2 separate regions of the Mus musculus genome follow, and region 1 is linked to region 2. A link is a loop called in an ENCODE intact Hi-C map of the cell type or tissue named here. Cell type or tissue: heart. All regions are shown on one strand. Each heading gives the region's core, and the rest is flanking DNA. Links, peaks and the distances in the headings are about the cores only.

Evidence for each region. A loop is a pair of places that touch in the nucleus more often than their neighbours do. Peaks named below come from ENCODE experiments on the same cell type or tissue, not always from the same donor. Only the 100,000 strongest peaks of a DNase experiment are listed, where the experiment ranks them.
Region 1: it touches region 2 in a loop (1.9-fold over the local background); 6 of 42 quality-filtered maps call a loop at or near these places.

What each region holds. Positions count from the first base shown.
Region 1 is chr5:63,973,093-63,988,620 of GRCm38, forward strand. No RefSeq gene overlaps it. Among named protein-coding and RNA genes, the nearest start is that of Rell1, 12 kb to the left of the region's middle. In heart, for the core only: no CTCF peak of the experiment used is centred there; a DNase peak (open chromatin) is centred at 9,359.
Region 2 is chr5:64,055,252-64,070,779 of GRCm38, forward strand. No RefSeq gene overlaps it. Among named protein-coding and RNA genes, the nearest start is that of 5830416I19Rik, 18 kb to the left of the region's middle. In heart, for the core only: no CTCF peak of the experiment used is centred there; no DNase peak of the experiment used is centred there; H3K27me3 peaks cover 5,160 bases.

The DNA.
Region 1 (15,528 bases), core at 4,488-12,487, 82 kb before region 2:
AAGACATACATGTTGCAGAGTTTCCTTCTGTCTTGCAAAAGGTTGTATTTCTCCCGATGGCATAAAATTGGCATCACAATGGGTGGGTAGGGGAGTGGGGGTGGGCGGTGGGGGTGGGCGGGTATGGGGGACTTTTGGTATAGCATTGGAAATGTAAATGAGCTAAATACCTAATAAAAATGGGAAAAAAAATTGGCATCACAAAACTAAGTGGTCTCAGTTGTTTGTTTTTTAACAACAAAATTAAGTCTAGAAATAGTTGTATCAACCGCCTTCATTAGTTCATCTCATGGACTTGCCAGGAATCTGTGGAGAACGCTTTTTCTTTCCTGTGTTCATTTCCCTAAATTCTCACAACAGTGTTTGATTCGGGGAAGTATCCTAGAGAGTCTCGCATCGAAGCTGCAGCAATTCCAAATTCAAGAAACACACAGTATCTACCTGAGGAACATAGCTGTTGCCTGGCCCAACCAGGATACAGAACCACTCACCTCATCCTGGGCTTCCAACCTGCACACACACAGCTCTGCTTCTGAAATGCACGACACTGGTCTCTCAGCTCTTCCAATAAAAAGTCTCTTCCTCTTACTTTGTCACTGCCTGTTTAAAGTGGGCTTCTTGAACTGTTTCCATAGCTGCAAAAAGATCGTCGCAGCTGATGGGAGGGCTGAAGTTAGGCTTTAAGTTAAAATGACTGTGCTTAAGAGATCTATAAAACAAAAATGCCTCTAACCTGTCAGCCCCAATTGCCAAAGCACAAATTACTCCATAGAATGCTGTCCGCAGAGGGCTGTTGCTCAGGTAAGATAGCAAGCTGCCTATTACCACTTCTGTAAACAAAGTTGGTTGCCCCAACTGCACTGGGTGTGCTTGATCACAAGTAGGCAGGAAACAAGTCATGATATATGCTGGCCCTCCGCCTAGCCCCCATTAGATCCATGCTAAATGAATGTTCCCGTTAGTAACCCCTCACCCATGCTCAGAAAGTAAGCGAAATAAATTCATTTTTTGCCCCTTAGGTATGGTGTCGCTAAATCCAACTTTGGTTTATCATTGGGACCTTAAAAAGGGGAGGTGAGTAAATATTGCCTAGTTTCCCCAACACACCAGGACAAAATTCTTCAAAGCACCATGATTACCATGATGAAAGCACGGTGGCCAAAAGCAACTTGAGGAGAGAAGAGCTTATTTGGTGCTTCCACATGTCCATCATTGAAGGAAGGCCAGACAGGAACTCAAACAGAGCTGGAACCTGGAGCCAGGAGCAGATGATGCAGAGGCCATGGAGGAGAGCTGTTTGCTTGCTTTCATGGCTTGCTCAGCCTGCTTTCTTCTAGAATCCTGAACCACCACACTAGGGTGAGACCACCCACAATGGCCGACTGGGCCCTTCTCCATCAATCACTAATTTTAAAAATGCCCCATAAGCTTGCCTAAAGCCCTATCTTAAGGAGGCATGTTCTCATGGTTCCCTCCTCTCAGATGACTATAGCTTTGTCAACTTGACATAAAACTAAGCCCCACTATCACATACAATCTTTTTTTTTTTCTTAAAGAAGAACTGATTTAATTGTGGGAATGGATCATCTATCAGAGCATGGTATGAATTAAAAAACTAACAATGCTCTGTCCTCTCTGGGGCTTGCTGATTTTTTTTTCTAGTTTCTCTGTGAGAATTTGGTTAATCATTCTCCTTAGTAGAAGCCTTTCCTGTTTCCCTCTCCACTGCTAAATGGTCATTTTCATTATGGAAATGCATGAGTCTCTGATGACTGGTGTTTACTCTAATTAACACTGAACATTCTCAGTAGAATTGTGTCTTTCTGTGAATTAGATATAGTCTTATGTCCTTGTAAGGAGTTACACCTAGGGAATATGTTTGCAGTCTTTTATTAAAAAAAAAAAAAAGAAGAAGAAGAAGAACTGCAAGGGAATAAAATAGTATTTTTAAAAATTTAGGAATTTTGACCTTACAACAAACATGCATTGCCTAGGCTAAGAGTGGGAGGCTCAGGGACAGAATTACTGCAAATTAAGAAAATATCCTAGCATTGCTTATAGGAATTTCTAAATTTAGCTGGGAGAAAGCAAACAACCAGATGGTAAGATGGAAAAGGTCAAGGGCCCAGGGTCACACTGGCTAGTATTACTTTCTGCACTGGGTTCCTCTTCTCTGCTGATAAAAGAATCCAAGAGCAGGAAAAATCTTAATCATGACAGGCAACAATGAGTAACAAGCTTTATTACAAGTGAGGAGACAGACAGAGACAGAGAACAAACAGAGAGAGAGAGAGAGAGAGAGAGAGAGAGAGAGAGAGAGAGAACATTGACAGAGCAGAAAGAACAAGGTCATTTTTGTCCCTGGAAGGCTGGGGTTTTAGATGTTTCTGGTGACATGAGATGAGTCTCCTTTCCCTAATTTTGATTTGGACAGCTTAGACAAAGAAAGGGAAGCTTACAGGCCCACAGGTAAACGTGTTCAGGACTGGCTTTGAACATATCTGGCCAGCCTGGACTGATCCATCAGTAAGGTGGCCCTGCTCTTGGGAGAAAGACCCCTGCCAGGCCTTTTTTTTTATTTTATGTGCCTTGGGTCCTATGTCAACCATGATCTAAGCATCCTTGACTTTTACCCCTGCCTAAAGATGCCTCCTTTTGCTCTGGGCAGTAGGATAGAGATAGCACAGGATGTAGACTGCTGATATGTTGCAGGATATTCCATCACACTGTGACCCCTGATAGTGTGTGATTTACTGGGGAAACCTGTCTTTAGCTGTGATGTGGCTCGGCCTTAGCACACACCTTTAATCCAAGAGCTCTCTGCTGGAATATTGTAAGCAGGATTAAATAAAGTCAACCATAGGTCTAGAGGCAGAGCAAGTAACCAGTAGAAAGGGAGTGAACATAAGATTATTAAGAAAAAAATTACAGAGAGTAAGAAGGAATTAGGAAGATGAATAGAGAGAAGCACAGGAAGTGGGAGGGAGGGACATCCAGTTTATAGGAGGTTTGTTGAGAGAGGGGATTCATTCTGGGACACCTGCTGAGGAGGAAGGTCAGCTGGGTGCCTTCTCTGCCCCTCAGAGCTAGCAGGTCCTCCCCGCCCCCCAGCATCTGGCTCCCAAGTCATTGGTAAAATCAAATGGCTAAGATTTTGTTAAAGACCAACATACGTAGAGTTCAAGGCAGAAGTAAAGACCCGAACACTCGCACTTCCTTCTAGGACCCTAGAAATCCCTATCTGTTGACCACCAGTGTAGATCTACCCAGACCGAGCAATAGTATTCTATTAAACTAGCTAGAAGAAGTAGCATTGGTCTTGCTAATTATTGAGACTGCTGAATGCCATAAAGATTTGAACAGCTACTATAGGCAATGAATGGGAGGCCTGCCTAATCTGCACCACTGTGCATCCGATCTGACATCCCGGCTGTAGCCTGTCAATGTTCCATGAGCCATTCTGAGCAGCCGTGTGATACTCTGTGCGCATGCGTAGCAGGAGGTAAGAGCAGTTTCGAGATGGATAGAAGTAGAGGAGCTTTCCTGTAAGGAATCTGATAGCTGGGGAGGCTTTTCTATCATTATCGAGAGCCAAGGGGTCCAGGCAACCTTTCAGGTGAACTTAGGCAACAGAAGGGCACAGCTTCAGAGATCAGAGAAAAGTGAAATGTCTGTCAGTTCATGAGATGTGGGAGCAAGGTGATGAGGTGGAAGGTTTAGGAGAGCAGAGGGTGAGAGTTACCAGCTTCTCTGGATAGCTGAGAAACCCATATGAACCACTCTGCTGCCAAGGCTCAGAATGGTAACATGAATTTCTCTTGTGTTCTCCTCAGTATTGCCAGCAAATCTGTTGGCTTGCCTAGCTACTGAATAGTCAGTGTCACCAACTCTGTCCCCTTATGAGTAATCTCACCCGACCCCAAAATCCATGTGGACCATCACATCTCTCCACACAAGTCTCACCTCTGTAAGGTCACATTTAAAAAAAAAAAAAGAGTCTGGGGACCTTTACTTGTTAAATAGTTTTCAAAAATAATTTATTTTCATTTTATGTGCATTGGTGTTTTGCTTGCGTGTATGTCTGTGTGAGGGTGTCAGATATTGGAGTTACAGACAGGTATAAGCTGTCACGTGGCTGCTGGGATTTGAACCCAGCTCCTCTGGGAGAGTAGTCAGTGCTCCCAACTGAAGAACCATCTCTTCCAGACCTATTAGCCTTATTTTTAATATTCTTTTTTGTTTGTTTGTTTGTTTGTTTTTCCCCAATTTTTATTAGGTATATTACTTCATTTACATTTCAAATGCTATCCCAAAAGTCCCCTATACCCTCCCCTACCCACCCCTGCTCCCCTTGCCCACCCACTCCCACTTCTTGGCCTTGGTGTTTCCCCTATACTGGGACATATAAAGTTTGCAAGAACAAGGGGCCTCTCTTCCCAATGATGGCCGACTAGGCCATCTTCTGCTACATATGCAGCTAGAGACACGAGTTTTGGGGGTTACTGGTTAGTTCATATTGTTGTTCCACCTATAGGGCTGCAGATCACCCCAGCTCCTTGGGTGCTTTCTCTAGCTCCTCCATTGGGGGCCCTGTGTTCCATCCAATAGATGACTGTGAGCATCCACTTCTGTGTTTACCAGGCACTGGCATAGCCTCACAAGAGACAGCTATATCAGGGTCCTTTCAGCAAAATCTTGCTGGTATATGCTAGTCTACTGCACATAAGACCCTTGCAGTAGTTTGTGTAGAAAAATGGCCTGCATAGGCCCATAGGGAGTGGCACTATTAGGAGATGTGGCCTTGTTGGAGTAAGTATGGCTTTGTTGGAGGAAGTGTGTCACTAGGGGTGGGCTTTGAGGTCTCCTGCTCAAAACCAGGCCTAGTGGCTCCCAGTTTCTCTTCCTGCTGCCTAGGATGCAGAACGCTCAGCTCCCTCTCCAGCACCATGCCCTCATGCCTGCATGCCCTCATGTTTCCCACATGACAATAATGGACTGAAGCTCTGAAACTGTAAGCCAGCAGAGTTGCTGTGTTCAGGGTGTCTCCTCACAGCAGTAAAACCCTAAGACAATGCTGGATCAAAAACTAAAGTAAGGGCTGTGTGTGGTGGCAGGGGCAGGAAGATCTCTGTGATTTCGGGGCCAGCCTAAACAGTGAGTGAGTTCCAAGACAGCCAGGACTCCATAAAGAGACTCTGTCTCAAAAATAAACAATTAAGGAAAGAAAAGTCCAGACTCTGATCCTGTTTAAGAGCTCTTTCCTTTCCTCTGCCTATGTCACCTCCGGTAAGATACCTGGCCTAAGGATCAGCTGCCACCAAGTGGGGTGGACAGTTGTACACCACCCACCTGCTGCTTCCACCGGCCAAAATGCTGACGCTGTCATCTGTGTGGCTCCCCTAGAAAGGCCCTGAGCAAAGGCCTAAGGTCCATTGGTAGGGCAGAGAACACCCATTTCCAAAGCTAGACAATTTGGGAAGGGCTGCTCAGCTCTAGAACTGCCTTCTGGGAAAGGCTGAGGCCTCCCTGACAACTGCATCCCACTCACACGCCTCCTATACCCCGCCCTAGCCCTCCCTACCACATGTGCAGGCAAGGATCAAGGATTCTCCCCAGGGAGTCCCATCTTTGCAAAGCCTGAGGAGCATGCTCTCTCTCTCTCTCTCTCTCTCTCTCTCTCTCTCTCTCTCTCTCTCTCTCTCTCTCTGTCAGGTCCTTCTGCTCCCCATTGCCCATGCTATTAGCCATCCCTTTTGCATTTCACAGGGCTGTGAGGGAAAGGAGAAGAAAGAGCTGGAGAGTTTGCCTATGTTACTCTCATCAGAGCTCAGCAGTACTGGAAGGAGTTAGGAGCAGACTAACTGCCTGGTAATGTGTCTTCCTGGAGACACATCCACCACCCTCCCATGCCCCATCTCCACTGCTCCTAGTGCTAGGAGACACGACTGCCCTCCACCTGCTTAAAGAGCAAGGACATCTGATCCAGTCAGCTCTTTCATCCTCCACAGTCTGTGGACTCTCCATCTTCAACCCCACAAAAAACAAGCCCCTTCTGACACGTTAGTGACAAGTTCTGAGTTCTTACACACTTCAGGAACATCATTATTATTTTTGCTCCAATAAAACTATGAGATGGGTTTCATTGAAGATGTTTTTGTAGGAAGAAAGGATCTGGGTTAATGTGGTAGACAGAAGCATCAAAATTGTCCATGTCCTGACTCCTGGACCCTGCAAACATGGCTGGTAGCATTGTAGAGAGGAATTAAAGTAACCAATCAACTCAAAATAAGGAATATGTCCTATATTACCTGGACTGGGTCATTGTGATCAGAAAGATGGTTAAAGTAGAAAGGCTGAGAAGAGCCAAGCCACAGGAGGCTTATATGGCAGAAAGGTACAGAGAGACAGTGTTGCTGACTTTGAAGATGAAGGAAGGAGTCACGTCCCCTGGGATGCAGGAGGCCTCACAAACTGGAAAGGGCACAAAATCCAAATATATCCTTGAGCCTCCAGAAATAACTGCTAGCCTACACATGCTTTGATTCTAGTGCCGTGACCCCCATTTCATACTCCTTATACAACTGTAAGGGAATTGGAACCGTTTAACTGAGGAGTTTGAGGTAACTTGTTATAACAACAACAAGGAAGGCATACAGCAGGGTAACCCAGCTCTACACAACAGCTCCTGGTGGGCTGCTGAAGAGATGCCAAGATGGAGGATGTGTTGAGCCCAAGTACTGGGATGGTGCTCTTGAAGTCATCCATCACCATGGAAGCAAGTGATGCCCTTTGAACAACAATCATGTGAGGCTCAGGGGCCAGAGAAGCCAGGGGATTCAGGGACCCTGGAAAAGCAGCCATAGTCTCTAAAGGGGTCCAGTTATTACCAATAGATCAGCAATGTCAAAAATTAGATATAATAAAAAAGATATAGGATACTTGATCTAAACCGCCCCTCATCCCCACCCCCCAATTCTCTCACACCTGAGGGCCAAAACTGGGACCATTCCTGAATCATGTCAGCTTAGTTACTAGAAAAAACAAGAGGTCAAAACCATTGAGTCTGATTACATCTGGCTCAATATTGTTGGCAGTGAACACAGCCCCTGGTGCTGAGTCCGTTACATATTCAATAAAGTGTGTTTACCAGTATCTGACTTCCTTTGTGATGTGAATAAATTCAACAGTCCTGTGATGCTCATGTGAATCTAGATGACAACCTAAGCCAAGATCATTGTGCCAAGAACCGAGGAGATGAAAAGTATGAATTAGAGAAATATCCTAACACACGTGTGTGAAAAAGCCACAGTGAAAGCCATCACTGTGTGCGCTGACTTCAAAACTGGAAAGAAGAAAGGACACGTGAGCATGGATTTCTTCCTAACGAAGCTCGGCATGGTTTCTGAGTTGGAAGCGTAGAGAAATGATCAGCTGTAACTTCCCTAACAGAGAGTTATATTCAAAACTGACATCTGTAGGCAGTGCCGTTTGTTTCCCCGTCCATCTCTTGTAGCTGAGGACTCTCAAAAGTCAAAAGCAGTTTGATCCTGGCCAAGAGGGAGTAGACTGAAATGTCACTGGGGAAATTTGTGCTGGACCTTTCTTAAACAGTTGGCAGCTAAGGGGGAGGAAATATTGGATGATTGTTTGATTTTTGTGTTGTTGTTGTTTCAAAAAAATTATTTTTTGAGACAGAGTCTCATGTATCCAAGGCTCTGTTTGTGTTGCTTTGAACTCACTATGTAACCTAAGAAGGCCCTGAACTTCATCCTCCTGCCTCAACCTCCTGAGTGCTAGGATTCTAGCCAGGTACCATCATGCCTGGTTTATGCAGTGCTGGGACTGGACCCAAGGCCATGTGATGCTAGGCAAGTGTTCTACCAACTGAGCTAGAGCCCCAGTAGGGTGCTGCTTGGATGCAAAATGTGAACTGCCTCAAATACTGTCTACACAGAGGGGATTAAAATAAGAACTTTAAATTTCATCAACTGACCCTAAGGTAGATCGTCAAGCCACCAATAGGTAGCTAGGGTCCTGATTCTGGTCTGTAGCGTGTTCAAACACTTTAACATGGATGCTCTGAGTCAAGAGGACAATCAGGACATTGGCGGGAGTTGCCTCTATCATGACATTAGGCAACACTATCAAATGAATAAAAATTCTGGCTGTTTCATTGTTTAATCGTTCACTTTCTTTTTATCCTTCAAGAAGTACCCGCCTTACTAGACCTGGTAGGAAAGATCAGTGGTTCCAATTAACAGTAAGACTGAGGAAAGAGGAATTAGTGAAAGGCCATCTTGGAAAACTTAACAGGACCCCGTCTCGATACAAAAAAATTAAAACAAAACAAAAGATGGGGTGAGGGTGGGGCTATAGCTTAGGCTTCTTGATGACTAGGCCTTGCCGAATACTTGTGTGAGAAGGGAGCATTCGGTCTGCACTAGTATGTAGCCACTAGCCACACATGTGGCCACTGGACATCCGAAATAAGGTCAGTGAGAAAAAGAAAGGCAGTGTCAAATTTTTATTTAGTTTATATTCAGTTAAAGCTGAATGAAGTTGGCGGCTACCATACTGGAAAGCTCAACGAGGGAAAAGACGAACACATTTGAGCATGCCTGGGTTTACCAAGCAGCATTGTAAAGATAAACCACTATAACTGAAATATCTACACCCTCTCTAACTATCAGCACGTCAAATATCCTTGCGCTTCCCTACAGCACCTCCCCTCTGTCCATTATGTTGTATGATGATTGGTTTTGATAATTAGCAATATACAAATGGTATCTAAAAAAACTAGACAACTGGTATTTTTACTTTACACAAGGCATGGTGGTTTTAATCGCCGTAGAAGACACTCTCCTTTTATTGTTTTATTATTATTATTAATGTTAGTCAAGATTTCTCTGTCTCTCTGTGACCCTTGCTGTCATGGAACTCACTATGTGCAGACCAGGCTGGCCTCAGATTCACTGAGATGGCGTGCCTTTGCCTCCTGAGTGCTAGGATTGAAGGCTTGCACCACCATGCCCAGGTGACCTTAAAGACTTTTAAGAAAGTGTATGTGGTGAAGATGAATAAGGTTTTGCAGATATTTTGAGGTAGTTAGAGATGGAATGAATCTTGGGCAAATATGAATACCTCCCCGACCCCCATCCTCTCCCTCTGAGCAGGACATTTTACTTTGTATCTGAAGGCCTTAAAACAGACTCCTGTTGTTCAGTGTCCCACTCTGACACCTGAGGCAGTTCTGTGAGCCAGGCTCCTGCAGCGTGGTTCCAGCCTAGGAGTTCTTCCTTCCTATCCCCGGGTGAAGTGTCGGCAGAAGCGTTCTGCTGGAGTTGGATTCTTGGAATCCTTGTCAGCCTCCTGTTGGATCCGAGCCATCAGAGTCTCCCGGTTGCCTTCCTGAATGACCGCGCTTCTGCTGAGAGGGTTGATTGGCTCTGAGTCACACCTTAATCTTTTCAGCAAACAGTTTTCTCACTGCGTAGCTTTCTGTTCCCACAACAGGATATCTGGACGGAGTGAACAACTTTCCAGAACATCAGGTGCTTAATCCCCTTTTCCTTAACAGCTCGTTCCCTAATTTGTCCCTTTTGTCACTTGTTTTACTATAAAGAGCAAAGAGAAAGCAGGTGGAAACTTCCACTCTTTACTTGACTGTTCTGTCAGTTGATTTTATTCCTTACTTATTCTGCTTTGCACTCCGTACAGGAACCCATTTCACAGTCTTCTGCTACTTTGTAAGACAAATCAAGTTTCCTCCTGTGTATCCACAGGCATGTTCATCATTTTCTTCTAAGTCATCACCAGGAACCTTCAAGGCTCATCTTTCTACCCACTGTTTCTCCAAGGGAATCCAGGCTCTTTCGGTCACGGACTTCAGAATTCTTGATGTGTCTACTGAATATCCAGAGTAACTTCCATTTATAATATATACGGTGTTTTAGAAGTTCCCCACTTCCCAGTGTTTGTATTGATGTCTTAGCGTATCTGTAGCAAAATGGCACAAACTGCTTGGCGTAACAGCAGGCATCCTTTGTCTCACAGATCTGGAGGGTTCTGCTCCCTCTGAAGCCTTTAGGAGAGGATCCTTGTCTCTTCCAGCTTCCATTATCCCCAGGCATTCCCTGATCTGGTCTGTTTCTTCTCCCCTTATGAGGACACCAGGTCATATGGTGCTAAATACCTACCTTACTCCACTATGACTTCATCTTAGCTAATTAAGTCTGTAATGACTCTATTTCCAAATGAGGCTACATTCTGAGCTACTAGGAGTTAGGACTTCAACATATCTTTAGTGGGAACACAATTCAATCTATAACTAGATAGATGATAGATGATAGATAGATAGATAGATAGATAGATAGATAGATAGATAGATAGATAGATGATAGATAGATAATAGCTCTTCAGAAATGTATACTGAAGGGCACAAGAGAAAGAACAGAAACATGAAGCACTTCTACGAGCTCTGCCTGAAGTCAATTTGCTACTGTAAGCTTGAGGATGGATGAGAAAGGGCCAATCAGTGAAGGCTGGCACTTCTCTGGAGTGTAGCATGGGAAAACGTGAGAATTGAGGTCATTAGTACACTCAGCTCACTTGAATGGGTTTAGTCTGTGCTTCCTTGATTGATATGGAAGTTGAACACCTTTGCATATATGTTTATTGGCCATTAATATTCCGTCTTTTTTTGTTTGTTTTTGTTTTTGTTTTTTCTCTGTATAGTCCTGGCTGTCCTGGACTCACTCTGTTGACCAGGCTGGCCTCGAACTCAGAAATCCGCCTGCCTCTGCCTCCCAAGTGCTGGGATTAAAGGCGTGCGCCACCACCGCCCGACTTATATTCCATCTTCTAATATGAGTATTTGTGTCTTTTGTCTACTTATACATTGACCTTAATTACTCTCACATTGACCTCTATCTAATACTGTGTGTGATGTGAAGTAAGAGTGTGCTTGCTTGCTTGGCCTTTGCCCAATGACCTGCCTTCCTGGCTAAACCCATCACGAATCAAGCTTCTGTGACCACGATGTCTGTCCTCAGCATTTACATTCTACTCTCCAGATCCCTTTTGCAGGCAGCGCACTTCCACACTCGTGACTCAGAAATCATTGTTTGTATCTGTGATGACAAGTGTCTGTGTGTTTTGCTCTTGTTCCAAAATATCCTGACTATTCTTGACAGTTCCTTTTCACTTTACATTTCAAGATCAGGTTATCAAATTCCATGAAAAGACTGTAATTTTAATTTTTTTAATCTTATTTTTTTTTTTTTTTTTTTTTTTTTTGGTTTTTCGAGACAGGGTTTCTCTGTGTAGCCCTGGCTGTCCTGGCACTCACTTTGTAGACCAGGCTGGCCTCGAACTCAGAAATCCGCCTGCCTCTGCCTCCCGAGTGCTGGGATTAAAGGCGTGCGCCACCACGCCCGGCTTTAATCTTATTTTTAACGATGGTTCTGAAACACTTCAGCCTTCCTTGTAACCTACTACCCACCAGAGGTAGTGGAAAAGAAAGGATGGGGCGGGGCGGGGCGGGGGTGGGGGTGGGGAATGGACCTGTTTAGAAAGGTTCTTCGGATTAACTTCCATCTGTGATGTCTGGAAATCAATAGTTTAGTTCACTGGTTAGCAGGCAGCAGCAGCTTGATTCACTTGCAAACACCTCACAGATACACCAGCAGTCCAGTTCAATAGAGTCCGGATGGCAACAGCGGTGACACGACAGCAGACAGCCAGGCCTCAGTCTCAGCTCCAGTCAGCAGGAGGGACCAACAGGAACACCAGGAGAAGTTCTCGGCTGTGCCTCTCTCAGGGAAGTGAAGGTCAGCCGAAGATGTGAGACCCACAAGCATTGCACAGCTAGCTGTACCAGCAAGCCAAACTCTGTCTCCATCACTCCATGGAGTTCGATTTATACCCTCCAAACATCATGTGTCCTCCATGTGCCTTGCCTCAGCATGTGTCTTGCCTTAGCACGTGAATCCAATCAGCCCAAGTCCTGGGAATCAGCAACAAACTGCAGCACACCACCTGAAGTTTTTTAGTGCATTTCTCTCTATGGCTTCCTGAAAAATACAGCTCAATCATGCAATGGAAGGTGGGCCAATACATGTGTGTCCTTAGCAAAGAATATTTTATCACATGCCCTTTCATGTGCTTGCTTTAGCAGAACATTGTCTCTCCTGTGTCTGCTTCCACTAAGCCTTCCTTCACCAGTTTGCCTTAGCCTTTCACACCTGTGTCTACTTTAACAAAACGTTGCTTCATGTGTTTGCCCCAGTAAAACACCATCCAACCAACTTTCCAAAGAACCCCTAAGTTTACACTTCAAAAGACATTGGTCAGTGTTAGTTGTGATTAAGCTAGCTCTAAGGTTAACATTTAATCCTGTATTTCAGGAAATAAAAAACAAAAAACAAAAAATCACACCAGCACTCAATAAATATTAGCCACTTTGCAGTGTCCCCATGATTAGAGCTTGTGATTCCTTCTAAGGTTAGGATCTTTTTGATTTTGCCATTCAGCCATTGCTGAACTTATACAAAATGTTACTATATCATCACTTAAAATAAAGCAAGACTCCCAAAATTAACTATTTGTGACTAGCGAGATGGGACACTGATTAAGAACCCATACTGTTTTGGGGGAAGATCCAAGTTCAAAAACCAGTACCCACATAACGCAACACGCAACTTTATAACTGCTTGTAACACCAGCAATAGATAATCTGATGACTCTGGCTTCTGGGGCACCCACACTTATATGCATATACCTAGGCACATAGGCATAAATAAAAATAACATAATTATTAAAAATAAGCTATTTGCCTTGCAGTATGTCAAAACTACTAAGGTCGATTGTTCTGGACTAGAAAGGACAACCACTTAACAAAAGCTTGATCTACAATGGGCATAGTAGAGTATGCTTGGAACCCCAGTATTGATTGGGAAGCTGGGGCAAAGGATCTTGAGTTCAAGGTTGGGCTGGGCTATTCAGGTAGACCCTTCTCAAAAAGCAGTAGTGAGTTCTGTGACATGTAGGGCTATAGAGAGAGACCCTATCTCAAAAATTAAATAAGTGATAAAATAAAAGCTCAGCTAACAGTTAAACATGACAACCTCATCATACTGCCTACCTTTTTCTCATTTCAACAGAAACTCTGCAAAAAGGAGTAGCAGAATCGCAGTTGCCTCTTCCACACAATAATGAATGACATAATGCAAATTACCTAGTAGTCTCTGTGAGGGAAGGGATGGCTGGAGAAAGCTGGCAGACTTCCTAATACCCAGGAGTGTAATTTAGTTTAAAATATAGGTGTTTATGTATAATGACATTATTTGGACGACAGCATTTTCTTGAACAACACTCTAGCTGGTGAATGTCTCTCCACGTCGCCTGCTGACTTGCCTCTTGGCCAGGCCTTGCTGTTTTCAGTGAGGAGAGAGAGGCATTACATGCACTACTCTTGGCACAGACGCCTCTTTATTAGTTCATTTCATCCTCATGTCAACCTGGTAAAGGCAGGAGCAGGTGGTTTTCTTCTCTTACCTTCTAGCCCTGATCTTATGCTTAAAATATCGCTGTTTTCGTTTGATACCCAACCCAGAACCCACTCTTAGGGCCACTTAAGCTGTAAATATGTATTTCTCCCTTCTAAACCCTCTGTTTCTATGCTTCTTTGAAAAAACACAAAACCCAAAAAGAACAACAATAAAGACAACAAGGATATGACACACACACTGCCCGTAGAGTTCAGACCTTTGTCTTTGTCTTCTGAAAGCTTCTTCTTCTTCATGCCTCTCAGAAGATGATCTATAACCTGAGTCAGAACAGACAGAGTCGCCTTCAGAGGGATAATGAGCGCTGAGAGGGGTCATGGGTGTCAACCTGGTGGCCATAGGCCCCTTAGAAAAAGCAGTGCATGCACACACCAGGATGACAGCCATGGGAGTCAGGGTGGAGACTGTGGCCATGAGTCAGTCCTGGACCAAGTGCTTTATTTCTGTGTTTCCAGTTCCTCTATAAAAGCTGAGGTTCATATGCAAATGTCAGCTGCCTTATAGGAGCATGGTCAGGATCCTGCCTTATAAGATCAGATCGCATTGTAAATCTGACACAGGCAGATCATTCACAACACACCCAGAATTAGCCATGAAGGAAAGTTTACCCCATGATGGGTAAACTTGACTAACTAAAATTTTTAAAACGTTTCCTAACTACAAGATGCCATCAGCTGTTGTGGAAGGAAAGCAGAGCACATTGTTTGTTCCAGCCACGCCTAGAATACTTCCCACCCATCAGCTTCTTCAGCATCATGCCTGTGTGCCTTCCAAAGGTGCAGTCCTCATCCTTCACAGCCAGGACTCACTGGGTGATTCTGACTAATATGATGGCACAGAAGCAATGCTATATGACATCTGGTGCTAGATGACAAAGGATTATAATTTATAGCCCTCTTGGGACGCTTGCCTTGGAACTCAACTACTGAATTATAAAGTATTATAGGCAAAGGCTAAGGGGGTAACATATTAGTAAAGTGTTTGCCTTGTAAGCCCGCAGACCTGAGGTTGTTGCCCAGAGCTCAAAACAAAACAAAACAAAACAACAATAAACCTGCATTGTGGTATGTATTTAAATTTGCAGTATTGGACATTTCCCTGGAATTCACTATCCAGCCAGCCTAGTTTGCTTGGAGAGCTTCAAGCCAATGAAAGGCCCTATCTCAAACAAAGAAGTAAAGGGGGATGGAGGGGGGATACCCGCTGAGGAGTAAAACCAAATGTTGTCCTTTGGCCTCTCATGTCATGTAAATGTACACAGGCTCATGCCATAAACAGGTGTATGCATCTTTACACAGACAACACACACACACACACACACACACACACACACACACACAACCACCATCAACAAACCAACTGGCCAGGTCCCTTGGGAACTAACCCTCCTGCCCCTGGTTGAGCCTTTCTATGCCTGTGCAGAACAAGCCTTTTCTACCTTTCCTCAAAGTACAGGTGCAGAAGCAAAATAAAGAGACAGCACTGACGTGAAAGACAGCAGAGGGGACATTGGTCCTACAGCAATAAATGACCAGAAAGCCCACATGCACAAGTGCTTTGCTGTCAAACCAAATCTAAAGGATGTAACAAAGGTTTAGGCAGGGGAGTGGGCAGAAGTGAAGAGCTGTTGTGGAGGCCCAAAGGGCCTTTGTGCATATTTTAGCCAATACAATAATATTTCATCAGGGAAGTGCAAATTAAAACACATTGTAACCAGAATGGCTAGAATTCAGTTAGTAATATCAAGTATCAGTGATAGTAAGGATCATAGAAATGATCTCAGAACTGCTAGTAAACATGTAAACTGGTCAAAGCCCTTCGGAAAACTTACGCAGGATCTCGTTATGTGTACTAAACAAAAACTGCCCTATAATTCCTTCATCCTCCTCCTAGGTGTATAACTTTAAAATGTCCACAAACAGATACACAATGATGAGCATTGTCTCAGTTAGCTTCTTATTGC
Region 2 (15,528 bases), core at 4,175-12,174:
TTGACCAGATAGCTCTCATAAAACAGTTCTTGGTGCATCAGAAAGAAACTAGTTTTAGAGTAAATGAGTCTCCTACAAAAGAAAACCTAAGCATCCTCACTCCCTAAGGCCGTGGGTAGAACAATTAAGCAGAGGAAAAAGTGCATGTGTGCTCTGAGATGAGCTGCTGTGCCCTCCTCTGCAGACTTGGCCTCCTGGTCTCCAGCCTTCAGACTCAGGCTGCAACTTTGTGGTGGTTTGAATGAGAATGAGCCCCAGAGGCTCCTGTGTTTGAATGCTTGGCCCTCAATTGGTGGAACTGTTTGGAAAGGATTAGGAGGTGTGGCCTCGGTATGGCTCTAGTGATGGGCTTGGAGGTTTCTAAAGCCCACACCATTTTTAATTTGTTTCTTTGCCTCATGCTTGTGAGTCTGTAAAAGTAACTTTCATTCTCCTGTTTTAAGTGTTGTCTGGAAGGTTTACTGCTGCAAACCCAGGCCTAGTCCTGGAACCATCTAGCCTCTGTACAATCTCATCAAGGCCTGGAATCTTTTCAGCCTCTGAGACCTGCTGCTGAATAAGCTCAGCCTTTCTTCTCTCTGAACTCTACCTGGCTGGTTCAACTCAGCTATTCTGGCTCACATTCCTCTCCCAGCTGATTTATTCAATCTGGCTTTTCTCTTGGCATCTGAATTGCTCTGCTTGGTTGTAGTCTCCCCTCCCCCAGCCTGAAACCTGCTTGCTCAGGGGTGGAGCTTCCCGCTCAATCGTTCTGCCATGCCCACTGCTGGAACCTGCCTCTTTGCTGTTTGGAGCCGTGCACGTGGTCACCCTGCTATTGGACCCCAAGATTAATTGGCAGGAATCGGGCCCCTCCCCCTGCTTTATAATTGCGTGCAGAACAGTAAAATTGAGCTTTGATCAGAATGCCTGTCTTAGCTACATTTCTTTATCTCGCCACCTAGCCCCTCTTCTCTTCCAGGTTTCCATAATTCCTTTCCAGGCTAGAACCCATGTTGTGATCTGCTGGCCGGACACAACACTTGGTCTCAACCTAACTGTAGCAATCTCTTTTAATCTTCCGATTCCTTCTCATTTTCTGCCAGAATGATTAAAGGTGTGTGCTAAGGGCTGAGTCACACCATAACTAGAGACAGGGTCAAATATCCTGTAACGTGAGTCAGGTATAAGCTCTCAGCCACTGCTCCAGTGCCATGCCCACCTGTCTGAAGCCATACTCCCCACCGTGACGGTCATGGATTCTACTACGCTCTGGAACCATAAACCCCAAATTGAATGCTTTCCTTTACAATTTGCCTTGGCCATGATGTGTCTTCACAGTACTAGAAAAGTAACTAAGGCAGACTTAAGCCATGATTCCCAAGTTCCCATGTGCTACAATGTGTGGACTTTCTTCTCTAATCTCTGAGGTAATGTAATTCACACATTTCACTGAGCCAAATGACTTGTTCTGCCTTTTTGCTGTTTCTTCATGATCCGTCCTCTGAAAATGGAAGCTTGGATCAGGGAAGAATCCAGCTCCCCATATGTGGACTGATACCCTATAGAAGAGGAAGACTGTTTATCTGGTTATACTAAGACCAAAACCAACTCAGACCTACTCTGATGCTCATGCATTGAGAAGCTGACATAACCCCAGGGAATGATGGTCTCTGGCACACACCCAAATCATTCACCTTGCTTTTCTTTTCCTTCAAGAGAGAAGAATAATACCTCCAGTCCATCTATTTCCATCTACATGGATCTTAAGGAGGGCAGCCTTTGCTCCTCTCCATGATTTTGTTTTGGCTGATGGGAACCCCAAGCAAGGAGGGGAAATGAAAACAAGGGAGACAAGGTCAGCCTCATTGCCGTCCACCTCTGGGCATGTAGATCTGCAACTTCAAACAAAGCTTAGTTCGGTGACGGTTTGTCCGGGTAAGTGCTTTGTGTCTGTTTCTATCACGTTTGATGTCATCTGCAGCTTCTTAATCTACACACCCAGATAAAAGGCTTTTACAAGCATGGAGAAAGAACTTCATGCTCTATAGCCTGAAGGTCTGGAGAGAGAAGGCTCTGAAAAATCTTTCCAATGCCAGCTGGGCAGCTCAGAGTGGCTAAACAGGTTGCTTTGAAATACTTTGAAAGAGGCAGAGACACCAATTTGTCCTATCAGAATGCAGGATCTTAAATCCCAAATAAGGCAGCAATCAAGCACTAGGGATGTAGCCCAGTGGTAGAACCTGTGCTTAGCCTGCTGGAGGCACGAACACCAATTCTAAGAACCCAGAAGGAGCTTCTATTTTTGTTTTTTGTTTTTAATGTGAATTCAGCTTTCTGTATTCTGAAGAAGCAAGGACCGTTTTGAATTCCAAAAGTATCTAACATTCCCAACACGTTTTATTCCTTTGAGGCTGTGGTTGTGAATATCGGGCTTTCTTTTTAATCTCGTTGGCCATCAGTGCCTCGGGCGTCAGACAGGACTAAGCATCGAAGATGGTGCTTGTTATCTTGACCCACTTAGGAAAAGTGATAGTTTTAAAATAAGTTTTCAATTACCTTATGTGTGTGAGTGTTTTGCCTGTGTTTAATGCTTGTGCACTACGTGTGTGCCTGGTGATTTAGAGACCAGAATAGACTCTCAGATCCCCTGGAACTGGAATTATAAACGGTTGTGAGCTGCCGTGCGGGTGCTAAGAATCAAACCTGGGACCTCTGGAAGAGCAGTCAGTGCTCTTAACCATTGAGCAATCTCGACCATCCTTATTGTTTAGTTTGTTCTTGAAAGAGATTTTTTTCTTTTATTTAAAAAAAAAATAGCCGGGCGTGGTGGTGTACACCTTTAATCCCAGCACTTGGGAGCAGGTGGATTTCTGAGTTCAAGGCCAGCTTGGTCTACAGAGTGAGTTTCAGGACAGCCAGGGCTACACAGAGAAACCCTGTCTTGAAAAAACAAAAAAATAAAAATAAAAAATAAAAAATAGAGAAAGAATATATATGCATATTACTGCTATATATAAAATATGTTAAAAACAAAAAACAAAAACTAAGAGTTCTTTTCTCTGTGACAGAAAGAGTACTTTAAGGGTAGCAACACTTGGAACTGCACACAAAGAAGTCACAGTGCTGACCGGGAGAAGCCTGGAACGAAGGCTCCTCGTTTATATTCCAGCACTGGGCATTTTCATTGGAGAGCTGGTGGATCTATCCCTAAACACAGATGGGCTGGCTTGTTCCCCAACACCCTACTTAGAGGAAGCAGCAGACCCAGGCCTAGAGCTCACTCTGTGGCACTTGCTCCCGGCCATCTTGGATCACAAGTTTTTTATTCTTAGGCTGCAAGGAAGCTTGTGGGCGAACTGAGCCTCATTCTGCTTTCTGGGTTTTGGTTTTGCTGCTATAGGTAGGGGCATTTTAAATTTTATTTTATTCTTAGAGAATCGTGAGGTGTGAATGAGCATGGGCAATAGACCTGGGCAGCCAGCATCTTTACACACAGAACTATGTATTTGGTCGATTTGAGACAAAAATTTCCCCCTCACAATCCCACTAAAGAAAAGAAATGCTTTCTAGTTTGCTATTCATATCATGTTTGCTTGATTCTTTAAAGAAAATGTGCAAATATGGCCAAGTAACACATGGCTCAAGATTCGATTTTCAAGCGAGGAGTGGAAGCCATGTGATGCTCTCAGGACTGGTCCCGGGGTACTTCTGAGGGACAGAGCACACGCTTCCATTTCCATAGCCTTAAAAAGAGCTGCAACACACACAAAGGTATGAAAACTGCTGGACCAATCAAAATGAAGGAACAAAGATACGTCTTACAAGAATCTGAGGTGAGAGAGCATGGGATCAGAGCGGCCCTGCCCACTAACAGGATTTACTGTGTTCCCTTTTAATATTGAGTAACTATGACCTGGATACATATCAGCAGATGTGCTGATTGTGGAGCAATATAGTGGAGACACGCCTTGCTGAACATTAAACTCTAAATTTGGTAGCTGAGATGCAAGACAGTACGGTGTCCTCCCTGCCTTTCTCCCTCCCTTCCCCTAAGTCCCCCATCCTTCCCTCCCTCCCTTCCCCCTCTCTCTGTGTGAGTATGTTTGAGTGTGTAAAAAAACATGTGTGTATATGTGTGTGTGTGTGTGTGTGTGTGTGTGTGTGTGTGTGTAAAACTCAGATCATATATGCTGTTTTGGAGCGCCCCCCCTTTTGTTTTACAGTTAGCAGAATACTGTAACCATCTCCCCACGGTACCTGTTCTAAAACGCACCTCTGACTGTGGTTCACGTTCAGTTGGGGTTTTGGTTTTTTGTTTGTTTGTTTGTTTGTTTGTTTGTTTGTTTTTCACTGTCTCTTCTTTCATAAGGGCAGGTGTGACCTATCTATTGCATTGTGCAGTTTGTGCCATACATCAATACAGTGAACTTTCTTTCATGGCCGGGAATCCAAAGATACTGTCTCACGTACTTTTCTACTGCTATGATGAGACACCATGACCCAGGTAACTTGCAGAAAAAAAAGAATTTATTACTTGGAGCTTACAGTTTCAGATGGTCCATGACCATTGTGGCAGGGAGTCTGACAGCAAGCCTATAGATCTGGTGTTGGAGAAGTAACTGAGAGCTTACCTGCAAGCAGAAAGAGAGAGAAGGAAGAGGGAGAGAGAGGGAGAGAGAGAGAAGGAGGAGGGGGAGAGGGAGAGAAGGAGGGAGAGAGAGGGGGAGAGAGGAGGAGGGGGAGAGGGAGAGGGGATGGGGAGGAGGGAGGAGGGAGAGGGGGAGGAAGAGGAGGGAGAAAGATGGAGAGGGAGAGGAGGAGAGGAAGGGAGAGGGGAAGAGGGAGGGGAAAGGAGAGGGAAACTGGCTCAGGCTTTTGAAATCTGGAAGCCAGCCCTGGAGTGACACACCTCCTCCAATAAGACCACACCTCCTAGTTCTTCCCAAACAGTTCCACCAACTGGGAGCCAAGTATTCAAATATAGGAGCCTATGGGGGCCATTCTAATTCTTTCTACTACGAAGATATAGACTGCTCTGTCAGGGACTGAGGCTGAGGGACAACTGTCTTAAAGGACAGAGCCATGGAAAGCAAAAGAAGGACCATTACAATGACAACCCTACAATGACCAAGTCTGTTCATGGCTTACCACCATCCAAGATATTTTCTTTGACACCAAGGATTGATCCCATGGCCTCACAAGTGTGGCAAGCATTCCACCACTGAGCTATATGTCCCCAACTCTCTTATTCTTTTTTATTTTGAGACAGTGTCTCCCTATATTGCCCAGGTTGGCTTTGTACTCACTCTCTGCCCCAGGAAGGCATTGCACTCCTGCCTCAACTCTGAAAGTATTCAGGTTTACAGGTCAGTACCACTTTTCTCCATGAAAGCAATTTGTCTGTTTTGTTCTGTTTTGTTTTTAACTATGAAACAATAGCTAGACATCAGAAACCTAATGAAGCTGGACAGAAAGGAGAAAAGCTGAACACAGAGAAACAAGGCAGTCGTGAACGTTTCAGGAGGGGCTTGGACGATATTAGTAGTTAAGTTAAAGGTGATGGAAAATTGTAGCCTATAAAGATGATGGTTGGAGAGAATTAATGAATATGTCAGCATAACCCACAGATACCATGTTCTCCGGGCCTGTCCCACCCTAGGACCCTACTCCAGAGGAAACCTCAAGCTCTTGGCAAGGGCTCTTACATCCTGAGTGGCCACGCCCAGGCCCCAAGGTCTCAGCCTTTTCCTCAAGTTGATTCCGCTCACATCATGCGATGCTCCGCTCCCACCTCAATTTCCCAGATAGCTAGCACACCATCAGCTGATCTTACCCAACATCACACCTTCCCCCTGTCTGTCCTCATTTAAATGAATGCACAGGGTAAATTATTTCTTCTCCTCCCCGTGTTAAAGGAGGCTGTGTTATACAATTGCCAGGGGCGTTTCTCGGAAAGATTTTACTTTCTTAACAGGAAAGCGTGCACTTTCCCTCTTTCTCCTTCTTCCTGCACTGGATGTAGAGTTAATGAGTGAGTGCCCAGTACCCAGCCAGAGAATGCCATTTGGCAAGGTGAAGCTCTAACCTCAATGGGAGAGGATGCTTGCTCAGGTGAGAGATGGGACAGCCCTGACTTCCCAGGGGCATCCCTGAGCAGTTCACCCAAGCCAGCAGAGACACGACTCAGATTTTAAATAAATCTCCACTGATCCAAGCCACAGTGGTGCCGTACGTACTCAGTACCCTTTGCCAAGTGTGTCACTTGAGAAAAAGAAGACCCCGGCCGTGGCATTTTGTAGACCCCTGGGAGAGCAGGAATCTATGCATTTTTCCATTTGGCTTGTCCCTTGCCCTTTCTCTTTCTCTCCTCTCCTTTCCTCTTTTTGTTTCCTCCAAACCAATTATTATCCCTTGAATATTAACCAATTATTAACCAATAATTATCCCTTTGTCTTCCACGGGGAAGTTAGAAATCCTGATGACTTCTTTTGCGGCTGTTAAATGTACTTTAGACATCCTCCTTGCCATTTCAAGTGCTAACTTTTCCTTTCCTTTTTGCTTTTTTCCTCCATAAAGTCAGCTGTCTCCCTAAAAGGAATTCTGGTGCCAGGTGTGCGGATAAAAATATCCTCTACTTTCCTACATAAAATATAAGGCATTTCTAAATCAGATCCTAACATCTCAGAGATTGAAAACAAGATGGTAATGCCAGCGCAGCTGAGGTAATGCTGCCGCGGGGAGGGGGGGGGGGGAATCGATCACAGACTCAGGGATGAGAATCAATCACAGAGTAAAGGATGAGATTCCCTCACAGTCTTGATTTCCCCTGACTGGAAAGCACTCCCAAAGGCTGAGCCCCTTCGCAATAAAGACGGTAATTTTCTTGGGCTCAGGCAACACCCACTTTAAGATGACAAGGGAAATATTGGACTAAAGTCTCAAGTCTCTGCTGGCTCTTCTAAAACCCTGAACTGGATCGACCATGTGTGTGTGTGTGGTTTTAAAAAAAATTTTTTTAATAGTCGTATTTACGTATACTTCATTTGGATTCTTATTCCTATCGCCAATTGGTTTATATATTGGCCATGTCCATGTTAGACAAAGAAAACGTGTTCAAGTTTCATACACACATACCCATGAACCTCCAGGGGCCTTTGCTCATGTGTCTTGTGACTACAAATTCTATCAGTTGTATCAGCTTTTACTTTTGGGAGGCACCTCTGTTGTTCACTGAGTTCCAGAAGTCCTTTCCATCAGGGACGCATGTCTCACCCTTCATTAGCTCTGGACCAGGTTCAGGGCTCATACAAAAGACACTGAAACAGTGAATGTGTAAATAAAATGTACGTCCCAGATCTCCGTCCCTAAGACTGTGAGTCTGCTGTTTTGTGTCCTTGATTCCCAGATTGTCCAAATTGATCGAGTTGGAGGAAGCACATTTTGCCTCACTCAGAAACTTCTTCCTTCAGTAAAATGGCTTAGGTAAACTTGGCCATGCTTCATATAACCCAGTCATGACCAGAGAGAAACTGGATCCACGACCTTCAGTGATACACTTGCTGGAAAAAAGAAAAGAAAAGAAAAGAAAAGAAAAGAAAAGAAAAGAAAAGGAAAGAAAAGAAAAGAAAAGAAAAGAAAAGAAAAGAAAAGGAAAGAAAAGAAAAGAAAAGAAAAGAAAAGAAAAGAAAAGAAAAGAAAAGAAAAGAGTCAATGAGCTTAAGGAGAAAATGTCAATAAATTAAATGAACAGACGCAGTTGTTAAAGATTTAAGAGTCTGTGTGAACCCTATACATGCACATTCCTGAGGCATTAGAGTTCACTTTCTAGTGTTTTCTTTGTCATAGAGCAGGCAACTCAATCAGGAAAAACAACCCAGGAGAGATGTTTCCACTTCCCTATGGTCAGCTTACTGGTTAGCTGTACGCTTGATCCTAAGTCAAAAAAGATTTGCTTCAAAACAAGCTGACATATGAACTGTGTGGAATTGTTTCATTTCAAAACAGAAATGGTATTGTAATAATCAAATTGTCTATCCTCCTATAAGGTATGAATTTTTATGACTTTCCATAAATGCATCTCTTGTAGGTAATGCCTAGCCTCATCACTACAGAGCTGGGCTGTGCTCATTTATCACAGGCTGTCCATTCCTAAAATGGGAAACCAACACATCACACAGCTTTGAGTCTCCCAGACTGCAAACCCACTGGGACTGATCCAAGACACCACCCTGCCCAGGATTGAGACATTCTGGGATGCATGATATTCCTGTGGGCAGTCTCTTTCTCCATGAGGTAAGGGATCCTAAGCAGTTGAGAGAACTGGACCCAAACCACAGAATCAAAGGAAGAACCCTAGGCTGAATGTGAAAGCTCGGAGCGAGTGCCCTTCAAATTTATCACGAAAAGGTCAAGGGAGTGGGTATTAGACTGGATGTTGAGCTGCAGCTTCAATCCATCAAGAGGGAGCATGGAAGAGGTCAAGAGAAGGGAAGCAGGCTCGTAGGAAGCAGCCCTGCAGCCTGGCCATGCTGAGCCACTCCCTCCCACAGACACTGTGACCGCAGTAGGAAACATCGTGAGAGCACAATTGTCCTTCCTTCCATTTCATCCCTGTGAGCTGACACTCTCTTCCCTAACCTATAAACAATTCCTCCACTAAACTTCCTGTCCACTGCTACACGGGGACAAACTGGACAATGGTCTATGTCCTGTGCAGCAAAGGAGGAGGTGGGTGTCATCAGGGCTAACACGGGAGCCAAGCGAAGCTAGGCTTTGCATAGTTGTATCCCTGTTAACATCTTTGGTCTGACATAGAAGCTTCCTGGAGAAGATGGAGCCGACATGGTATGTTCCAGGATCAGTGGTGGAAAGGATGAGATTGCAAGCCCAGGCAGAAAGCTCAGTGGTCACATGACTAGCTATATAATGCAATCCAGCTCATCTATAAATAACACCTTACTGAGCTTGTATGATTGGCGCCGGAGTTAAGTGAGACACTGCCTACTGAAAATAGCACACGGAGCAAGAAAAGTTCCTTTTCAGATCTAATCCACCTCCTGGCTGACCAGTAACAAAATGGCTAATGGTCAAGTTCTCAGTAATTATATGTAGTATAAAGCATGCAGAATTACGCCTACCCTATAGGCCATATGTGTACACTACATATAGAAGTATGTGCAGTAATTCTTCAGCATTTCATCATCGAATGTTACTATAAAACATGCTGGACAGCAAGGAAAACTGAGGCTGAGAGGGATTTAGTGCCTCAAAGTCACACACTGAGCTGGGGTTCTAGATCCCTGGATCTATCAGCTCAGGGGTTGTATGCTCTGACAGATGAAACTCATGAATAATCACAGTGGCCTGCTTTTACCCCTGCCAGGTTTCTGTGGGAAGAGCAGCCCATAGAACTAGAGCCACCTCCTCACTGTGTATTGCAATGTTGTCTGCAGCACTGATACACAAAAGAAGTGTGTAAAAAAAAAAGTGTGGGGAGGAAAATGAAGAGGGAAGGGAGGGGAAAGAGAGGGACGGTGGAGGAGAGGAAAAAAATGAGAGGACGAGGAAGAGAAGGGAGAGGAGGATAGAGAGAGGGTGGGGAAATGGGGAAGGAGAGGAAAGGATGGAGATTTGAATGGCTCGGGCATTTCCCAGCAGCACACTCATGCCTGGGGAATGAAGTGCCGCTGAGAGTTTAGGAGGTCAGGGAGGATGTGATGGGCAGGTTATCACTTTCTGATTGGACAGGCGTATTCCCAGGTGACTCAGACTTAGAAGTTACTTGAAGATCACTGACTCCCACAGTCTTTACTCTTCACCATCAACCTTGTATCAGTCAAGAGAAGAGCGCAGGCAATGCTTTTGACTCCATCTTGAGGGAGAAGGATGATTTCAGCTTTCAGGGTGGACCAAGAAACTGTGCCATCTATCAGGAACACACTCCCTACCCAGTACAAGCTAATACGTGACTTATTTCTAGGGGTACAAAGGAGCCACCCTATGTAAAAATAACTTTTATTCTCCTGAAGTAACCTCTGCCTCAGTCTGCTAATCTAGGCCTAATTCTGGAAGTTTCCAGCACTGCCCAAGCTTATCTAGGCCTAGAATGTTCTGTAGCCTCTGAGACTTACTGCTGAATAAGCTCACCCTTTCTTGTGCTTTCTGAGCTCTGACTGGCTGGTTCAGCTCAGCTGCTTTGACTTAAACTCCTCTTCAAGACGACCACTCAATCTGATTTATCTCAGCTTCTTCTGATTTGCCCTGCTTGGCCTCCTACTAACTCTGTCTAATGTCCTAATCTTCTGGCTCGTTCTCATTCTGTGCCTCATTCTCTGCTCACCTGTGTCTAGTTTGTTCTCTCTGTGTAACTTGTCTCTGTACAACTGTCCCAGTAAAACTGCCCCTTTCTCTTCTCTCTCTGCACTGCCCTCCCTTAAGTGGCCTCTCTTTCCTCTCCGCTCTGTTCTGTCAAATCTGTCTCTGATTTGTCACTTTGTCTGCCACTCAATTAGGCATCACTTTCAAACATGGGTGTTTCATTTTACCACCTGACTTTACCTTCATTGTTTGGGATAAAAGGTGTGTACTAAGGGCGTGTCTGTATTCCAGCCGGAGGCATAAAAGGGTGTGTGCAAAGGGCTGAGCCGCCCATAACACAGTATCGACTTTCACAGTGTGATCAAACATCCTGCAACAATCATATAGGTTTATTGGGCTGAACTGAAACCCTGGAGGAACATGAAAATATGAAATAATATCAGGAAATCAGGTCTAAGAACTTACCAAACACCCCAGATCAAGGAAAGGGTGTAATTCCCTTGCCTGGATCCTATCATAAGATGCACACACAGCACTGTGATGGCATGGTCCCCCACCAGCCTGTCATCTGGTGTATGTGTGTCAAGGACCAAAGACTCACAGACTGTCCCTGGAATTCAACTCAGTGCTCCACTGTTGAGGCTTACTGGACTGCCCCCCCCACACCACACCCCCCCCCCTGTCTGTCTGTCTGGACCTAATCATACTTCAGGTCAATCATTCTCTGTAGCTTCACTCTCATGCCTTTCTGCAGATCCAGGAGAGGCCCTCCTCTCCTCTCCACACGGCTCTTGCTTGTTATCTTATCAATGGACTCTCAGCCCACTTGAGAACTCTCTTGACCTCTGCTGGAGCCTTTTGAATTTGTGTAGCTTGTATGTGTGTGCTTGTGTGCGAGTGAGTGCTATGTGATATGAATTAATATTAGCAATTAATATTTAAATAAAAGAACCTGAATTCTCTTTGGCCAAGCTACCAAGGGAGGCAGATTCTATGGTCAATTGTCATTGAAACCACTAAACCTTATGAATTTATTATTACTCAATAAATTCTAAAATTGTGGAAAGACACAAACATGTTTGGCTACATTTCCAGCATGTGCATGTGTGTGTGTTTTCTCGTGTGCATGTGAGTGCTATGTGATATGAGTCAATATTAGTAATTAATATTCAAATAAAAGAACCTGAATTCTCTTTGGCCAAGCTACCAAGAGTCTCTTTAGAGGAAACCACAAGTTGAGAGAACCTTACAGAAGACACCATGGTAAGGTAACCCTTACATACAGGCTCCATGCAGTGAGCTAGGTCTAAACCTCACAGTGTGAGCATCGTGCAGACACCCACTCTGGGCCCCTGATGAGCAGCAGAGGCTTGCTGCTGTTCCCTGTGCTATGCCTCATTTGTTTTCCTCTTCTGTGCCTAAGCCCCCTTTCTAGCTGTGGAGAATCCTCAGATGACCTCTGTTGGGAGGGAGAGATTCCCATGCCATAAAGGGGTCTAGCTAAGAAGGTGAGATGCCATTCTGTCTCCTGAAGGCAGAAACAGGACAGTCAGCCAGAGGTTAGACAATAGAAGCTCTTGCTTGAGGACTCAATTCTTGACCACCAGAGACAATGGGTAGTTAATAACATGTTCTTATGATAGTTTAGATAAGGGAAGTCCAGAAATGGACCCTTGGCAACACTGGCAAGCCACTCCAGAAGGGTGGCCTTCTGGTGATGATTTCTCATGTCCCTTGGCTTCTGTTCTCTAAGCCTGATTCTTCAACCTCCCCTCTGATCTATGAGCAGCTAATTTTCTACTTAAAAGAAAGGTTTTTGGTTTTCTGTTAATTCTGTTACTTCAAACTCCTGGTGAATAGGTTCACCAATCCTCTCTCCCTTGCTCGAGGGCATCCTTTCTACCTGTGACATCACTCTTTATTTTTCCACTCCATCTCCCACCCTGTCTTTGTTTCCACATTGTGACTTTGGGGTGGTGACAGAGCACGTGGGAGGGGGTGAGGAATCACACATTCTTCATACTGGAACAAAGTCAGAAATTCAGGGACTGTGACTGCAAGCCCAGTCCTTCCAGGAACTCTTGGCTTCTTATCGATTCCCCTCAAATAGTTCCTGCAGCTCCAAGACATTTCTTCTTGAATCCTCTCCACCATCTCTTGCCTGCCTCATTCTCTGCCCAGGAACTTTCAGAAAACAACTTAATCCTCTGCCCATGGTGGGACTACAGACCATGAGACAGAAAATCTCCCGAATAAGCAATCATTGCCTGTGACTGTGCCCACACTCAGTGCTTCTTCATCAGCTTAAGAGTCACCAGGGCTGGAAATGTAGCATGGAGGAGTTAGTGCCTAGAACTCCTCAGACATTAGGTTGAAGCCCCAACATAAACACATGTACACACACACTTCTGACACTGAAACAATTCTCAGTATTTTCCCTGACCAAATAAACTTATTGTGCCTAAAGATGATGTTCACACACACACACACACACACACACACACATATATGTGTATATGTATGTGTGTGTATATATATATATGTATATGTATATATGTATATACATACATATACACATATATACATATATACATCACGTGTGTTTTGAATGGGATACATTTTTTCTTTATGCTTACATACAATATAAACAAGGCAGATATATTTATACAACTAATATTGTTTCTTTTTAGTTTATTCCTTTAGAGTATCTTTCCAACAGAATGACTAGATTAAAGCATATGAAGAGGGCTGGAGAAATGGCTCAGAAGTTAACAGTACTTGAAGTGTCTGAGTTCAGTTTCCAACTCCCAGGTCAGGTGGCACAAAACTCCCTATAACTCCAGCTCTAGGGGATCCAATACCTCTGTCCTCTGATGGTACCTGCATGGATGTGCACATACCCACACAATGGCATATATGCACATACACATATTTTAAAACAAAGATTTTTAAAAGAATGTACAGATTTTAAAAGACTTATTTATGAATTGTGTACGTGAGTGTTTTGCGTTGCATGTATGTGCATGCACCGTGTCCATACAGTGTCTAGACAGGCCAATAGACAGTGTTGGACTCCTGGAACTAGAGTTACAGAAGGCTTTGTTATCTGCCATGTAGGTAACAACGGAAACGGAATCCCAGTACCCTGCAAGAGCAACAAGTGCCCTTAACCACTGAGCCACCTCTCCAGAAGTGAGATGTGGAGAATCTTAGAAGCACCTGAAACACACTGTAAAGTGAACATGTATATCTTAGCATTAGGAGGCTGGGGCAGGAAGATTCTGAGTTGAGGCCAGCCTGGGCTATACAGTGAGAAAGGGGAGGGGAAGGGGAAGGGGAAGGGGAAGGGGAAGAGGAAGGGGAAGGGGAAAGAAGGGGGAGGGGAAGAAAGGAAGGGGAAGAAGGGAAGGGGAAGAAGGAGAAGGGGAAGAAGGGGAAGAAGGGAAGGGAAGGGAAGGGAAGGGAAGGGAAGGGAAGGGAAGGGAAGGGAAGGGAAGGGAAGGGAAGGGAAGGGAAGGGAAGGGAAGGGAAGGGAAGGGAAGGGAAGGGAAAGGAAGGGAAGGGGAGAGGGATACATCTCTTCTTCAGTGATTTACTAACATCATATCTTGTTTTTTCATGCCGAACATGCATCTCCAACTACCCTGGAAATCACTCTTTCTATTCACATTTAACACTCCCCCCCCTCATGAATTTCCTTTCTACAATGTTCTTCATGCCTTGCTCCATATCACCTTGAATTAGCTACGGAGTGTTTTCTGCCTGTTGGTTTCTACATCTGTGTGTGGTTAGACTCCGTAGCAAATGAGTCAGGTGTTGTCAAGTGTTCCCACCATTCAGCCATTTCTTCCCCTGTTGGTTTGAATATACTATATGTGTTCATACATTCATCTTACTGAGTGTATATGGATTGCACCTCTCTGTGCTCACAGCCTGTGCTGCTCAAATTTTCAAATACTTCTCTCCACAGCTGTACTCAATTTGTTAGGATGTTTTTCATGAGAGATTTTATTTCAGCATACTGCAATTCAATAAAACTGAACTCTCTGGCCCATTTGAAGTGACTTTAGCACGTCTATGAAGTGTGAATCCAAATGACTTTTCTCCTACTCTTATCTGCTCATTTGGAAATGTTTATTTTACTGTCATTTATGCATGCCCCCACCAGTTTGCAACTCCTGACAATCATTTCTCGGTTCAGTATTTTGAGTGCATACTAGGGGACTGGGAACTATATCTATGTGCCTTGTAGGGTGATCTGCCTTGTAGAAGGCTGATGCAGATAATTCTGACTGAAAGACTTTCCTTTGAGGGGCCAATATTTATTTTTCTTTAGCTCTCGAGCACGTGGACGGTAAAAGCTTTGTTCAGTTTCTCCCTCCTGCTGCAAATGAGGGAAACTGAGGATACCAAGAGATCTTCTGCTGAGAATGTAGGGAAACATGGAGAATTAAAGCATCAATGAGAAGTTAATAATAAAATATGTAGTTAATATTAAAAGCATACCACTAGAGTACATTATTCCCAATGAAAATATATTCCTCATAATGATGGCCATGACTATGAGTTGAAGCCCTGGGCATGTCTTCTAAGCTCCTGACTCTTGGTCACTGTTCCCATTAATTCCGCTGGTAATTTGCCACGATCTGCCACCAGGTGGCAAAAGCCAGATCTCACCTCCACCCTTCTCCATGCTTTTCCTGTACAACAGTGCCTCCCAGCTAGCCAACTAGAAAAGGCATGCTAAAGCCCCACTAAGGACCTCACCAGTAAGATGATCCCCATCCTATAGTAAGTCTGGAACTGTTTGGCAGATCTGACTCATTGCTGCTGCAAGTGTGATTTAAGACAAATCAGGGGGCTGTTTAAAACCCAGTTTACCCAGCTGTGAAAAGAGTAGACACAGACCGGGAAAGCTCAGCATAGAGATTGACCTCAAAATCACTTCCGGTTTTAGCTGGATTACATTTCCTGCTGTTCATGTTTTGTTCTTCAATGAATAATGAAGAGTACAAAATTAAAACTTAAAACATAATGACATCATTCTCTTCTTTCCTTCCTCCAAACCAAACCACCTCATCCATCTTGCTTGCTCTTGTTCTCTCTCTCTCTCTCTCTCTCTCTCTCTCAAAATCATGTCCTTTTTTCTTTGTGTATATATATATATTCATACATACATTCCTAAATATATAAATTCAACCTGCTTAACCCATAAAATGCTAATAGTAT